Regions from separate parts of the Homo sapiens genome. Here regions 1 and 2 are each linked to region 3. Evidence: chromatin contacts called from ENCODE Hi-C or POLR2A ChIA-PET data. All regions are on one chromosome and are shown on one strand. The core of a region is the stretch at or near the end of the contact, and the rest is flanking DNA. Distances in the headings are between cores, read along the strand shown.

Evidence for each region. A loop is a pair of places that touch in the nucleus more often than their neighbours do. ChIA-PET counts read pairs that join two places held with the same protein, here RNA polymerase II (POLR2A). Pooled maps may share reads with other maps.
Region 1: a pooled map shows a loop between it and region 3 (9-fold over the local background). The contact joins the promoter of PDSS1 here to the promoter of WAC-AS1 in region 3. A Hi-C loop is called at or near these places in 9 of 50 pooled maps. POLR2A ChIA-PET finds 5 or more read pairs at or near these places in 2 of 52 experiments (OCI-LY7 and activated B cell).
Region 2: a loop to region 3 is called in a map of CD8-positive, alpha-beta T cell, with 14 times the contacts of the local background. The contact joins the promoter of ANKRD26 here to the promoter of WAC-AS1 in region 3. A Hi-C loop is called at or near these places in 3 of 168 maps with a recorded cell type or tissue (CD4-positive, alpha-beta memory T cell, CD8-positive, alpha-beta T cell and naive thymus-derived CD4-positive, alpha-beta T cell) and 13 of 50 pooled maps. POLR2A ChIA-PET finds 5 or more read pairs at or near these places in 4 of 52 experiments (activated CD4-positive, alpha-beta T cell, activated T-cell and naive thymus-derived CD8-positive, alpha-beta T cell).

What each region holds. Positions count from the first base shown.
Region 1 is chr10:26,695,885-26,699,882 of GRCh38, reverse strand. It overlaps PDSS1 (decaprenyl diphosphate synthase subunit 1), which reads right to left and starts at 2,182. Exons shown (of 12, transcript NM_014317.5): 1 at 2,043-2,182. The coding sequence starts at 2,171. RefSeq lists an enhancer at 1,127-2,015 and a silencer at 1,890-2,509.
Region 2 is chr10:27,098,353-27,102,497 of GRCh38, reverse strand. ANKRD26 (ankyrin repeat domain containing 26) reads left to right here and starts at 2,004. Exons shown (of 34, transcript NM_014915.3): 1 at 2,004-2,413. The coding sequence starts at 2,172. RefSeq lists a silencer at 2,158-2,337 and an enhancer at 2,508-2,567.
Region 3 is chr10:28,529,166-28,533,603 of GRCh38, reverse strand. WAC-AS1 (WAC antisense RNA 1) reads left to right here and starts at 1,250. Exons shown (of 3, transcript NR_033805.1): 1 at 1,250-1,869. WAC (WW domain containing adaptor with coiled-coil) reads right to left here and starts at 486. Exons shown (of 14, transcript NM_016628.5): 1 at 1-486. The coding sequence starts at 24. RefSeq lists silencers at 3-82, 293-442, 813-1,232 and enhancers at 593-782, 403-1,086.

The DNA.
Region 1 (3,998 bases), core at 933-3,432, 1.8 Mb after region 3:
CATATAGTGAAAGGCATCACTGACACACACATCAGAAATACATGATCTTGGCATCATGAGTCCACAGAATTCCTCCTTGTCGTCATGCAGACGGGGAGGCCATAAAGCATATTCTCTCCAGAAAAGCACACTTTCCCTGGCTAAGGTTGCTTGGTGGGCAAGAAACTTTTTTAAAAAGAAGTGTCAGGCCAGGCGTGGTGGCTCACACCTGTAATCCCCGCACTTTGGGAGGCCGAGGAGGGGGTGGATCACTTGAGGTCAGGAGTTCCAGACCAGCCTGGGCAACATGGTGAAATGCCGTCTCTACTAAAAATACAAAAATTAGCTGGGGGTCGTGGTGTACGCCTGTAATCCCAGCTACTTGGGAGTCTGCAGCAGGAGAATCGCTTGAACCTGGGAGGTGGAGTTTGCAGTGAGCCGAGATTCCGCCACTGCACTCCAGCCTGGGCGACAGAGTGAGACTCTGTGTCAAAAAAAAAAAAAAAGAAGAAGAAGAAGAAGCATGTAGTGGCATAAGAGGGTGGATGCACCCATCTCTTCAAATACTGGCTTCTTCTGTGGAACTAGAAATATCTGAAGTCTGGAGAGAACAGTCCTGAAATGGATCACAGCAAAGCCTACCTTCCTCCTCTAAGCCTCTTCTCCCACATGCCCCTCACCCCCCATATTCTGTTCTCTTTACTCTCTAGCATTGTCTAGTTGCCCAGCTGCCACTTGGTCTCCAAACGTCTTTTTTGCTTTAGATTTTTTAGAGATAGGGTCTCACACTGTTGCCCAGGCTGGAGTGCACTGGCACTATCACAATAAACAGCTCACTGTAATCTTGAACTCCTGGGATCGAACAATCCTCCTCCCTCAGGCTCCTGAGTAGGTAGAACTACAGGCATGCACCACCCCACCTGGTGAATTTTTTCTATTTTTTATAGAGACAGAGTCTTGCTATGTTGCCTAGGCTGGTCCCAAACTCCTGGCCTCAACCGATTCTCCCACCTCAGCCTCCCAAAGTGCTGGGATTACAGGTGTGAGCCACTGTGCCTGGCCCAAGCCTTGTTTTGGATAATTTGTGATACGCATCTACTTTGGTACAAAGTAGATATTTATAAGTGTTATATATTTCATACTGGGAAATGATGTTTGATGAGAACACGGACACATAAAGTATACCAAATCTGAATTAAAAGAGTACTAAATTCAAATAAACTTAAGTAACAGTGAGTCCATAGATTTTGCACGGTTATGCTAATAGCATGGGCCTACCCCATGGCACACTGAGAATCATTACAAAGCGCAGAAGGGCTCACAGTGTCCATTTACAGGGGCTAAACTGACCAGAAAGGGAGAAAAAGGAGATCGGAACCCAAAGGCAGCAGAGGAGACCCTGAAAGAATGGGCTATCGCTGAGATTCTGACTTTAGATGACTCCAGGGTTTCTCTCCTCCTGACGGCCTCGGGCCTTTCTCCTTCCAGTGTCATTCCAGCCCCATCCAGGTGTGCTCTCCTCCCGAGGCCACTGCTGGACAACTAAGGTCCGGTCCACCCTAGCACCAGCCCTGCATTCTCCACAAGACCTTTTCGGACTATTCCGAGGCCGATTCGATCCTCCGTTTCTCGGAGAGAGCTCTGAGCACTTTGGCTCTAAAATTTCAGGCAAGATCTGTCTTCCTCTAACTCCAAAGTAAATAGCTGCAGTCGCTCTCCAGGCTTAACCTTGTCCATATAGCAGCGGTCAATCTGATCGCTCCTGCGCTTCCCCCAGGACACGGATCCCACCGCTTTCTCCACCCCCCAAAACGCTCCCGGGGTCCCCAGGACACCGCTTTCTGCAACCCCGTGTAGGGCGCCCCTACTTCAGTCCAACGCGCGGCTCCGTCCCACCGCGAGCACCCCTCAGCTCCGGAGTCCCACCCCGGAGCTACCCCGGAGCTACCCCGCGCGCCCCCGCGTCGCGACGCACGTGCTCCCCGCTCCCATTCATTCCGCCCACTGCTGTCATTGGAGCCGTGACCTCTGAGCCCCGCCGGGCGCGCGCCTCCCAACCTCACCTGCGCGCGGACTTCGGCAGCGGCGCTCGGCCCCAACGGTCCCGCACGGCCGGGGGAGCCGGGCCCGGGGCTCCGCGCCGCCGGCTTCCAGGAGCAGCCGCGCCGCCACCGCCACCAGCGCGAGGCCATGGTCGGAGTCTGAAAGTCGCGGCAGGGCGGCGGCTCCGCCTCTGGCCCGCGATCCTCCTCCCGGGACCCGGAGCCGGAAACCTGGCACAGGAAGCGCTTCGGCCAGGCCCGGGAGCGCGGTTCGCTCTTCCTCGCTTGCGGTCCGGCTGCCGGCGCGGACACTTCGGGTGTCTGCCCGTCTGCAGCCAACGGGGACTGCAGCCGCTCCCGGGAGGCGACGGGGCAGGGGCGTGCGGAGACCTGGTCTGGGGACCCCGAGCGTAACCTTCCCCGGGGCGAGCCTCCTATCCCCACCTCTTCCCGGAAGCTGTGCAGGGAGACTGGCCACGCCTGCAGTCATAGCAAAAATGTCCCTGTGGGGACCTTTTATTAGCAAGAAATACTACCGCGCGCCACCCTTGCAGCCACGAACTCTTTTGTTCTGCGTGTTTAGGCAGAAACATAACTCAGAGAATGGGGTTCCCGCTCCGCAGCCTAAGCCGGAGGCGACGGTTTCCGCTGCTGCTTCCCTTGGCAGTGACCTGACACGCCCTGGTCGGCTGCCTTTTGCAATCTGTTCTTGAAGGAAGTTCCAGCCCATCGCATCTTCCTAGAAACAAGTCCGACCACGATCAGGGTTGTTGTGAAATAGTAGCTAAATTAGCCGGGTCTCGTGACTTTTGGACTCTCCCCTCCAAACGCCTTATAGGTATAGTTTGGCAATCTTGCTCACACCTGGGTGTGAACCTGCGTGTACCCAGCCCGGGAGATATTGGAGTCTGTACAGGATTAGTACCCCTTATGGGTTAGAAAGGCCTTCTTTCCTTAGCTCTAAGGCCAGATCTACTGGTGCTAAGAGACAGCGTGTTCCGAACAGAAATTAAGTGATATAAACATTCAGCGCATGCACTCAAACACACAGAGCCAGTGAGATAGGGGGTAAGCATTAGAGATAGAGAAATGCAATTTAGTCCTCAAAAAATTCACTCTAATGAGGAAATAGACCAGCAAGTAGGTAATTGCAGTTCTCTGATTCATGTATTTTCTTGTTCTTGGGTTAAAGAATGCGGTAGCCTCATAGCTGGGTACATTAATTTCATATTTAATCGTGTGGATTTTTTATGGAATGAAGACATCATAGACTATATAAAGACATCTATGAAAATAAGCCAGTTTGATGGTGTTTTTTCCATCTTGAAGAATAGTATGTAAAAATATGCAAAGCTTTATGAGTAAAGATTGTTAATATGCACCTGTAGCTTATCTTGGTTTAGATTAGGTTTATATATTAAGAAACATTCATAAGGTGGAATTTGCCAAGTAGAGTGTAGCAGTAAGCACTTGGGTTGTACTTGATCCTATGACTAAGACATTATCATTTGCCCTTTTTTGTATATAAAGATAAGGAAACATATAGAGGAAATACCGTATGGTCAAATAAGTATCACACTCAAGCTCACCCAGTTGTCAAGTATGTCACTACACAATTTTGTCAGACCATGTTCGTTTAGAGATTGCTTGGCCACATTAAAACAGAAAACATTGCTCTTAAAAAGATGCTGTAGGTCGGGGGCACAGTGGCTCAGCCTGTAATCCCAGCACTGTGGGAGGCCGAGGCAGGTGGATCACTTGAGGTCAGGAGTTTGAGACCAGCCTGGCCAACATGGTGAAACCCGTCTCTACTAAATATTCAAAAATTAGTTGGGCATGGTGGTGCATGTTCTGTAATCCCAACCACTTAGGAGGCTGAGGCAAGAGAATCACTTGAACCTGGGAGGCAGAGGTTGCAGTGAGCCGAGATTGTGCCACTGCACTTCGGCCTAGGTGACAAAGTGAGACTCCGTCTTT
Region 2 (4,145 bases), core at 755-3,254, 1.4 Mb after region 3:
GTTGATTTTCACTATAAAACAAATATTCCCCTAACACATTAATTTCATTGACATAATTATTAAATGAGGGTATAGGAAAACTGAACCAGGGCATTACTTTAGCCTTAGATAGGCATGGGAGTTCCAAGTGACAACTTTCTAGAGGGTGTCTGCTCTGGATCTGAAATTAATTTCCATATGAATGGGAGATCTTAGCTTTCAATGAACTCCAAGAAACTTTTTGGGGATCCAGCATTTGGCTGATGAATTCAACACCTCAGAGCTGGCCTAACATATAGTCCTTGGGTATCTCTGGTCTATACAAAAACACTATAGTCAACCAAATCTCTACAACTTACCTGGAGAGTGGTGTGTGATTCCTATATCCATCCAGACTGGTAATGTCTTTGGCCTTAATTTCAGGCTGCATTAGGAAATGTCAGAGTCCTCTGTTCAGAGTCAGTGTTCTCCACACTTGAGTATTTTTTGTTTGTTTTTGTTTTTGTTTTTTGAGAGAGAGTCGTGGTCTCCATCCAAGAGTCTCCACTCCAGAGGCAGTGGTGTGAACCTCTGCCTCCCAGGTTCAAGTGTTTCTCCTGCCTCAGCCTCCCGAGTAGCTGGGACTACAGGCATGCACCACCACACCCAGCTAATTTTTGTATTTTTAGTAGAGACGGGGTTTCACCACGTTGGCCTGGTCTCGAACTCCTGACCTCAGGTAATCCACCCACCTCGGCCTCCTAAAGTGCTGGGACTTGACTAGCTTCATAGATCACCTTGGGGAGTGTTGAGGAGACAACATAACTTTCTAGCTGGGGTAGTGTAGGAGGAAAATTCTTGGTGACGATAGTGGAAACCACTCTCCCACATCAAAACCATTTGATCTAGCTAAGCTGGAGAGGCCTGAGAAGTGTTGTTTTGTTTTTGCTCATTTCTCACTTGGCAATAAAGACGCCTGTTCTGGGGCCAGCCACCTCCTCCACAAGGGACCCTAGAGCTGTCCAGAGCTATGGAGGTGCATTCCAGCAGCAATTTCTGCTGAGACTCCACTTGACGTCTGCGTTGCTAATTCCAATTTGTTGTCAAATTATTCAATCTAGGCTGGGCGTGGTGGTTCACACCTGTAATCCCAGCACTTTGGGAGGCTGAGATGGGAGCATCATTTGAGCCCTGGAGTCGGAGACCAGCCTGGGCAACATGGTGAGACCCTGTCTCTACAAAAAATGCAAAAATAGCCGGGCGTGGTGGCTTGCGTCTGTAGTCTCAGCTACTCACTCAGGAGGCTGAGGTGGGAGTATCGTTGAGCCCAGGAGGTGGAGACTGCAGTGAGCCGTGATTGCACCACTGCACTACAGTCTGGGCGACAAAGCGAGACTCTGTTGGGGAAAAAAAAAAAAAAAAGAAGAAAGAGATGTAACCTTGGAAAATCAAAAGCAAAAAATAAAACATAAGGCTGGGCCAAAGGCAGAGGGGTGGGGGAAGGAGGCATGCAGAAATGCGTTCTCATTTCTTCTGGAGAATGTGCATTGGTTTCTCCTCGTAAGTTTGCACTTGACACATATTGCCACGATCTCCGAAATCCTGTGCCCTCTGCACTTGACACATATGCCACGATCTCCGAAATCCTGTGCCCTCTGTTGTTGCATCTGTTAAGTTCTCATGGAGACCAGATGGCACCCAAAGGGACATGGAAGGGGAATAAACTGAGAGATAGGGAGATTCAGAGAGTTTCTTAGGGGAGTTTTCTCGGAGAAGAGGCTTTCAGCATCTTAAAACTCCACGCTACTCCAGTCCCAGTCATGCGTAAAGGCTGCTTCCCCACAGGCGCGAGGCTTCTTTTCGCAAACGTCCTGAACACTCAGCCAGACTCCCACCGACATTTGTTTGACAGGAACGCAGGGCTCGTCCCAGTCGCCGAGATTTGCGAGGTCTGGGCCTTGCACATGCGCATGGAGCACACTTGACCACTGGGCCTTCGTGCGCACGCGCGTGGACCTTGCCATCTGAGGTGCGCATGCGCACTTGTGTCTAGCGGGATCGCTTGCTTGGTAACCCGGAGGGAGAGATTGGAAACCGCGGAGTTTCCTTTGGGAGGCTGCGGCCAGCCGGGGCTGACTTGTTATGTTGGGCTCCGGAGGCCGTTAAGAGCCGAGAGAGACATGAGGTGTCTCTGAAGCCCGGTCGCCTGGGCCATGAAGAAGATTTTTAGTAAGAAGGGCGAGTCGCCCTTGGGCTCCTTCGCGCGGCGGCAGAGGAGCAGCGCGGGAGGCGGGGGCGAGCCGGGGGAGGGCGCCTACTCGCAGCCCGGCTACCACGTCCGAGACCGAGATCTCGGCAAGATCCACAAAGCTGCCAGCGCGGGTAATGTGGCGAAAGTGCAGCAGATCCTTTTGCTCAGGAAGAATGGCTTGAACGATAGAGACAAGATGAACAGGTAATAGGCGTCGCAAGCCCGGACTGAGTGCCACTGGAGTAGGCGGGCAGGAAGAGGGGCCCCTTTTGTGGGAGCCACCCAGGGCCTGGATCAGCCTCCCGCGGGCTCCGTAGCCCCTGGGACGGTGACACCTTGCAGGGCTCCAGCGCCCAGGCCGCCTTTCTGAGCAGAAAAACAAAAACAGAACTCTAGCTGGTTTCCGATCCCCCCGAAATCCCTTAGAGAGCACTTAAGTGACAATTTTAAAGTGAATTAACGAACAAAAGCACGTACAGCGTTTTATTTTTAATGTACACATTTAAGATACAATGTCATACACTTATGGAAAGGTGCATAATGAGATAAGCAGTTTCCATAATATAGCAACTTCTGGGTTAAAAATTATTTCTATAAAATCTGTTATTCGTCAGGCGCGGTGGCTCGCGCCTGTAATCACAGCACTTCGGGAGGCTGAGGCGGGAGGATTGCTTGAGGCCAGGAGTTCAAGGCCAGCCTGGGCATTATAGCGAGACCCCCCCCCCCAACTCTAATAGTCTCAGCTACTTGGAAGGCTGAGGCAGGAGCATCACTTGAGCCCAGGAGTTCTAGGCTGCAGTGAGGTATGTCAGTGACAACAGAGCAAGACCCTATCTTTCAAAAAGAAAAAGAAATAAAATGCCTTTAGGAAATAGATATACAAGTAATTTGTTTTTCTCAGCATTGCTTAAGCAGTGTATTAAGGAGAACCCATAGAATGGATTTTGTGAATAAATGTCAGTGCATGATAATATGTGACCATTGAAAGTGGCAGTAGAGGCCAGGCGTGGTGGCTCGCGCCTGTAAACCCAGCATTTTAGGAGACCAAGGCAAGCGGATATCCTGAGGTCAGAAGTTCGAGACCAGCTTGGCCAACATGGTGAAACCCCGTCTCTACTAAAAATACAAAAATTAGCTAGGCATGGTGGTGGGAGCCTGTAATCTCAGCTACTCCGAAGACTGAGGCAGGAGAATCGCTTGAACCTGGGAGGCAGAGGTTGCAGTGAGCCAAGATCGTGCCATTGCACTCCAGCCTGGGCAACAAGAGCAAAACTCTGTCTCAAAAAAAAGAAAGAAAGAAAAGAAAGTGGCAATAGATACAGAAGTGTATTGGCATGTGAGGATATACTTTGGTATCTCAAGTGAGAAAAAAAGTTTGATTATACATACAGACTGTGGTCTTGTGTTAGCTGAAAATATGTACAAAACGTGGTAAAATTTGGCCAGGCGCGGTGTCTCACGCCTGTAATCCCAGCACTTCGGGAGGCCGAGGCGGGCGGATCACGAGGTCAGGAGATCGAGACCATCCTGGCTAACACAGTGAAACCCCGTTTCTACTAAAAATACAAAAAAATCAGCCGGGCATGGTGGCGGGCGCCTGTAGTCCCAGCTACTCCGGAGGCTGAGGCAGGAGAATGGCGTGAACCCGGGAGGCGGAGCTTGCAGTGAGCGGAGATCACGCCACTGCACTCCAGCCTGGGCGACAGAGCAAGACTCCGTCTCAAAAAAAAAAAAAAGTGGTAAAATTTGTTATTTCTGGGCATTTGTATAATAAGTCAAACTTTTTTCTTTATGATTTCTGCAATGAGTATGTATAAAAGTTCTAGTGAAAATTTATTATTAATGAAGTAATCCTTGGGAAGAGAGGAATATGAATCTTGCACAGATAAAAATCATTTCCCACTTTCTTTTTTTTCTTTTTTTGGTGGATTGCTAT
Region 3 (4,438 bases), core at 1-2,500:
CTGTTTCCTCGCATACATTACCATCAATGCCCGGCCTGTGAGTGTGTGTCGGGGAGGGGGGAGAGCGGCCGCGAAAGGCGGGCGGGCGCGCAGGCGGCGGCGGCGGCGGGCGGCGGGCAGCCCCGGCACCTGGGCCCGGCGCGCCCTCGGCGACTCTCATCAGCTCCCAGTTACTGGCGCCGGCGCTCCCGGGCCATCTCCCTCCGTCGACACCACGCTCACTCTCAGCCGGGGCAGCGGCGCCAACTACACGGCGGCACCGCGAACCGGGGGGAGGGGGGCAAGACGACGCGTCCGGCTCAGCCCCGCGGAGAGCGACTGCCTCCTCCGCCTTCTCCTCCTCCTGCTCCGCCGCCTCCTCCCCTCCTCCCCCCGCCGCCGCCGCTGCTGCCGCCGCCTGGTCCTTCTTCTCCTCCTCCTCCTCCCGCCGCCGCCGCCGCCGCTGGTGCCGCCGCTGCCGCTCCACCAACTACATCCGGGCAACTCGGACGCTGCCGCCTTCGGGAAACCTCGGCAGTTTCCGCCGGGCCCCTCCTCTCCCACCCTCGGCCTTCCTCCCCGCACCGCGCGGGTCCGGAACACCGCCCTCGGCAAACCTCGGCTGGCTCCGGCCTTTCTCCTCCTCTGAGGCCTGGATCTTCTCTTCGCGACCAGTCTGCCCTTTCCTTCTTTTCCTCACTCGCGAGTCGGCCACCGCCGTTCCCGTTTAGGGATAGTCTCGCTCGGGCGCCTGCTCGAGGCTGATCTCAGGGGCTCCGGGCTGCGCAGGGAGGGAGCCGCCTTCCGGAAGAGGACGGTGGGGCGCGAGGGAAGCCATCGCGGACTAAATAAGGGAGGCTGCAGCGGCTGCGCGTGCGCCCAGAGGCGCAGCGGGAGGGGGTGCTCTCGGGCGAGCTCTCCGGCCGCGGCCCCCGCCCCTGCGCTGTCGGGCGGGGAGGTCGGAAACCCCCTGGCGAGACCACGGGCGGACGCTTCCCGAAGAGCTGCCTGGGCTGCAGCCGCGGAAGCTGCGTTCTGGGGAGCGGGGAGCGTGCTCCGGCGCCTTCGGGCCGCTGCTGGAAGCCGGAACCGAGCCCGGGCCGCTGCCCCTCACCGGACGCCGCGCGCCACCGGCCCTCCGCGGGGCAGGGGCTGCTGCGAGCTCGCCGGGCGCCCTTTAGACGTAAGTCTCACCCTGCGCCCCGAGGCAGGAAGGAGCGCGTGCAGTCCCGGCCAGAAACGGCTAATAGGAAGGGCTGAGGGGTTCTGTGTTCAAGGCAGAAGGCCGTGCGTCAGGGCGGCCCTCAGCGGAGATGCGTGCACGGAGCGGGGAGCGCCGCTCGGGGCAGGGAATGAAAGCGGCGCTTGAGACTGGAAATTTAGGGAGATGAGTTCCTTGGGAACAACGCTGAACCATCTCACTGCCCCACCCTACCCCTTGTTATTTTTTTTTGAGACAGGTCTCGCGCTGTCGTCCAGTCTGAGTGCAGTGACGCGATCACGGCTCACTGCAGCCTCGACCTCCGGGGCTTACGGGTCATCCCACCTCAGCCCTCTAAGTAGCTGGCACCACGGGCATGCACCACCACACCCGGCTAATTTTTTAAAAAAAGTTTTTCCGGAGATAGGGTCTCGCTGTGTTACCCAGGCTGGTCTCGAACCCCTGGCCTGAAGCGATCCTCCCGCCTCGGCCTCCCAAAGTGCTGGGATTACAGGCGTGAGCCACTGCGCTCGGCTTTTCACCCCTTTCTAACGTTTTCCATCCCTTTCTAACGTTTTCCATACCCAGCGGTGCCCTGCCCACCCTCTCTTTATCTCTCACTTTTCCCTCCTCTGTTTCTTCCTCGCTGAAGTCCATTGGTGAAAGAAAATTCATGTGAAAGTTCTCAGGTGTGTTAAGTGAAATTGCTACAAATTTGATTTTATGTACTGCTGCAGGTACATTGAGAGAAGAAACGTGAAGTATACCAAACAACCGTTAGTTGAGAGTGGTGGTATTCGGGTGATTGGTTGACTTTTTTTTTTTTTTTTGCACTATTTGTAAGGCAACATAGTTTAATGAAAAGAATTGTGGTAAACATAATTAGGTGATTAACACAGAAGAGGCAAATAGTAAACAAGTCAGAAGAAACAACCCCCTCCAAAAAATAAAAAGTAACTGATTTACTTGGTATCCAAGAAGTTACGTTATTGCTAGACCTAATAGAATGGAGAGATGGAATGATGTAGGGAGAAAGGCTCTGAAATCACAACTGGTTGGAAAAAAAATTTTAATTACATAATCTTATTTGTCACATCCATCTGCCAGATGTAGAGCTTATTGCTGTTTGTGGAGATGTGCAGACCAATAAAAAGCCTATTTAATGCTCTCTTAAACTACCAGTAACTAAAAAAAAAAATTGACAGTGACTGAAATTATGAAAACAAAAAAATTCGGTAGCATCTTAACATGTAATTTCTGACATATTTGTAGTGAATCCATTGAAGACAAACATCAGAGGAGTACAACAAATAACATTTCATAGAAACTTTGAAAACTGGCAGCAAAATTACTACTAATTTGTTTGATAACTAGATGTCTGCTGAAATTGGTATAAACCATTTGCTCAAAAGTAGCCAGGCATGGTGATGCATGCCTGTATTCCTAGCTACTCCCAGAGGCTGAAGCTGAACAATCACTTTAGTCCAGGAGTTCGAGACTGCAGTGAGTCATGATCACACCAGTGCACTCCAGCCTGGACGACAGAGGGAGACCCTGTCTCAAAAAGTAAATAGGCCGGATGCAGTGGGTCATGCCTGTAATCCCAGCACCTTGGGAGGCCAAGTCAGGTGGATCATTTTGAGGTCTGGAGTTTGAGACTAGCCTGGCCAACATTTTGAAACCCCATCTGTACTAAAAATATAAAAGTTAGCCAGGTGTGGTGGTGTGCGCCTGTAATCCCAGTTATTCGGGAGACTGAGGCAGGAGAATCACTTGGGCCTGGGAGGCGGAGGTTGTGGTGAGCCAAGATCTTGCCACTGCACTCCAGTCTGGGTGACAGTGAGACACTGTCTCTAAATAAAACCACATTATCAAAAGTCTGATCTGCTCTCCTTTACAGAAATACTTTATCTTTACTTCTCTCTCGAACCCACAGACTTCATTCCCACACTTCTGGACCTGTTCAAGATCATCTGTAGCATCCATGTTTTCAAGTCTGATTTTTATTTCTCAGTCTTCATCTCCACTTGTCAGCAGCATTTGACACAGCTGATAACTTTCTTCTCCTTAAAGTTCCTTATCTTGCCTACCAGGATTTCATTTTCTTTCTTGCTTCTCTTCCTTCCCAAATGGCTGTTCCTTAGACTCCTTACTGGTTTCTCCTTCTTTTCCAGCCTCTAAATGCTGGAGTGGCGTGAGATTCAAATCTTACAACCCGCACTCCTCTGTTCTCTCTCCCTAGGCAATCTCATTCAGATCTCTGGCTGGATGAAACCCACATTTGAATTTCCAGTCCACACCTTTCCTCTGAACACAAGACTCACACTTAACTGCCTACTGTATAGCACTGCTTGAGTTTCTAACAGGCATCACAAACTTAATGTATTCAAAACGAAACTCTTAATCTCCCCCCACCCCAAACAAGTCCTGCTGAGATCTTCCCAATCTCTTGAAATGACAACTCCATTCTTCTAGTGGAGGCTAAAAACTTTGGAGTCATCTTTGATTGTTTTATATCTCACATTGACTCCATCAACAAATTTTGCCAGCATTACCTTCAAAATGTATCCACAATCTGATCTCTGTAACCCACCTCCAGCAAGTTCACTCTGGTCCAAGCCACCATCATTAAACCTGGACCGTGGCAAAGGCTTTCTAACTGATCTTGCCCTTCTATGCCTGCTTCCACATTGTTTGCTGTCTCATACAGTGCAGTAATCCCTTAAAAAGTCAGATAATATTCCAATCTTGAATAAAAGCCAAAGTTATAGCCATGATCCACTAGGCCATATGTAAACTGCCTGTTACTTCTGGCTTCTTATCCACTGACTTCTTTATTTGCTCTTTTTTTGTTTTTGTTTTTGTTTTTGTTTGAGACTGATTCTCACTGTCGCCAGGCTGGAGTGCAGTGGGATGATCTTGGCTCACTGCAACCTCTGCCTCCCAGGTTCAAGCAATGCTCCTGCCTCAGCCTCCTGAGTAGCTGGGACTACAGGCACGTGCCACCACACCCAGCTAATTTTTGTATTTTTAGTAGAGACGGGGTTTCACCATGTTGGCCAGGATGGTCTCCATCTCTTGACCTCGTGATCCACCCACCTCAGCCTCCCAAAGTGCTGGGATTACAGGCGTGAGCCACCGCGCTCAGCCCTGCTTTCTCATTCTTTTCCCACCATTCTACCCTCCCTCCCTGTTTTCTCCAGTATACCAAGCATGCCTCTGCCTCAGGACCTTTGCACTGCTGTCCCTTTGCCTGGA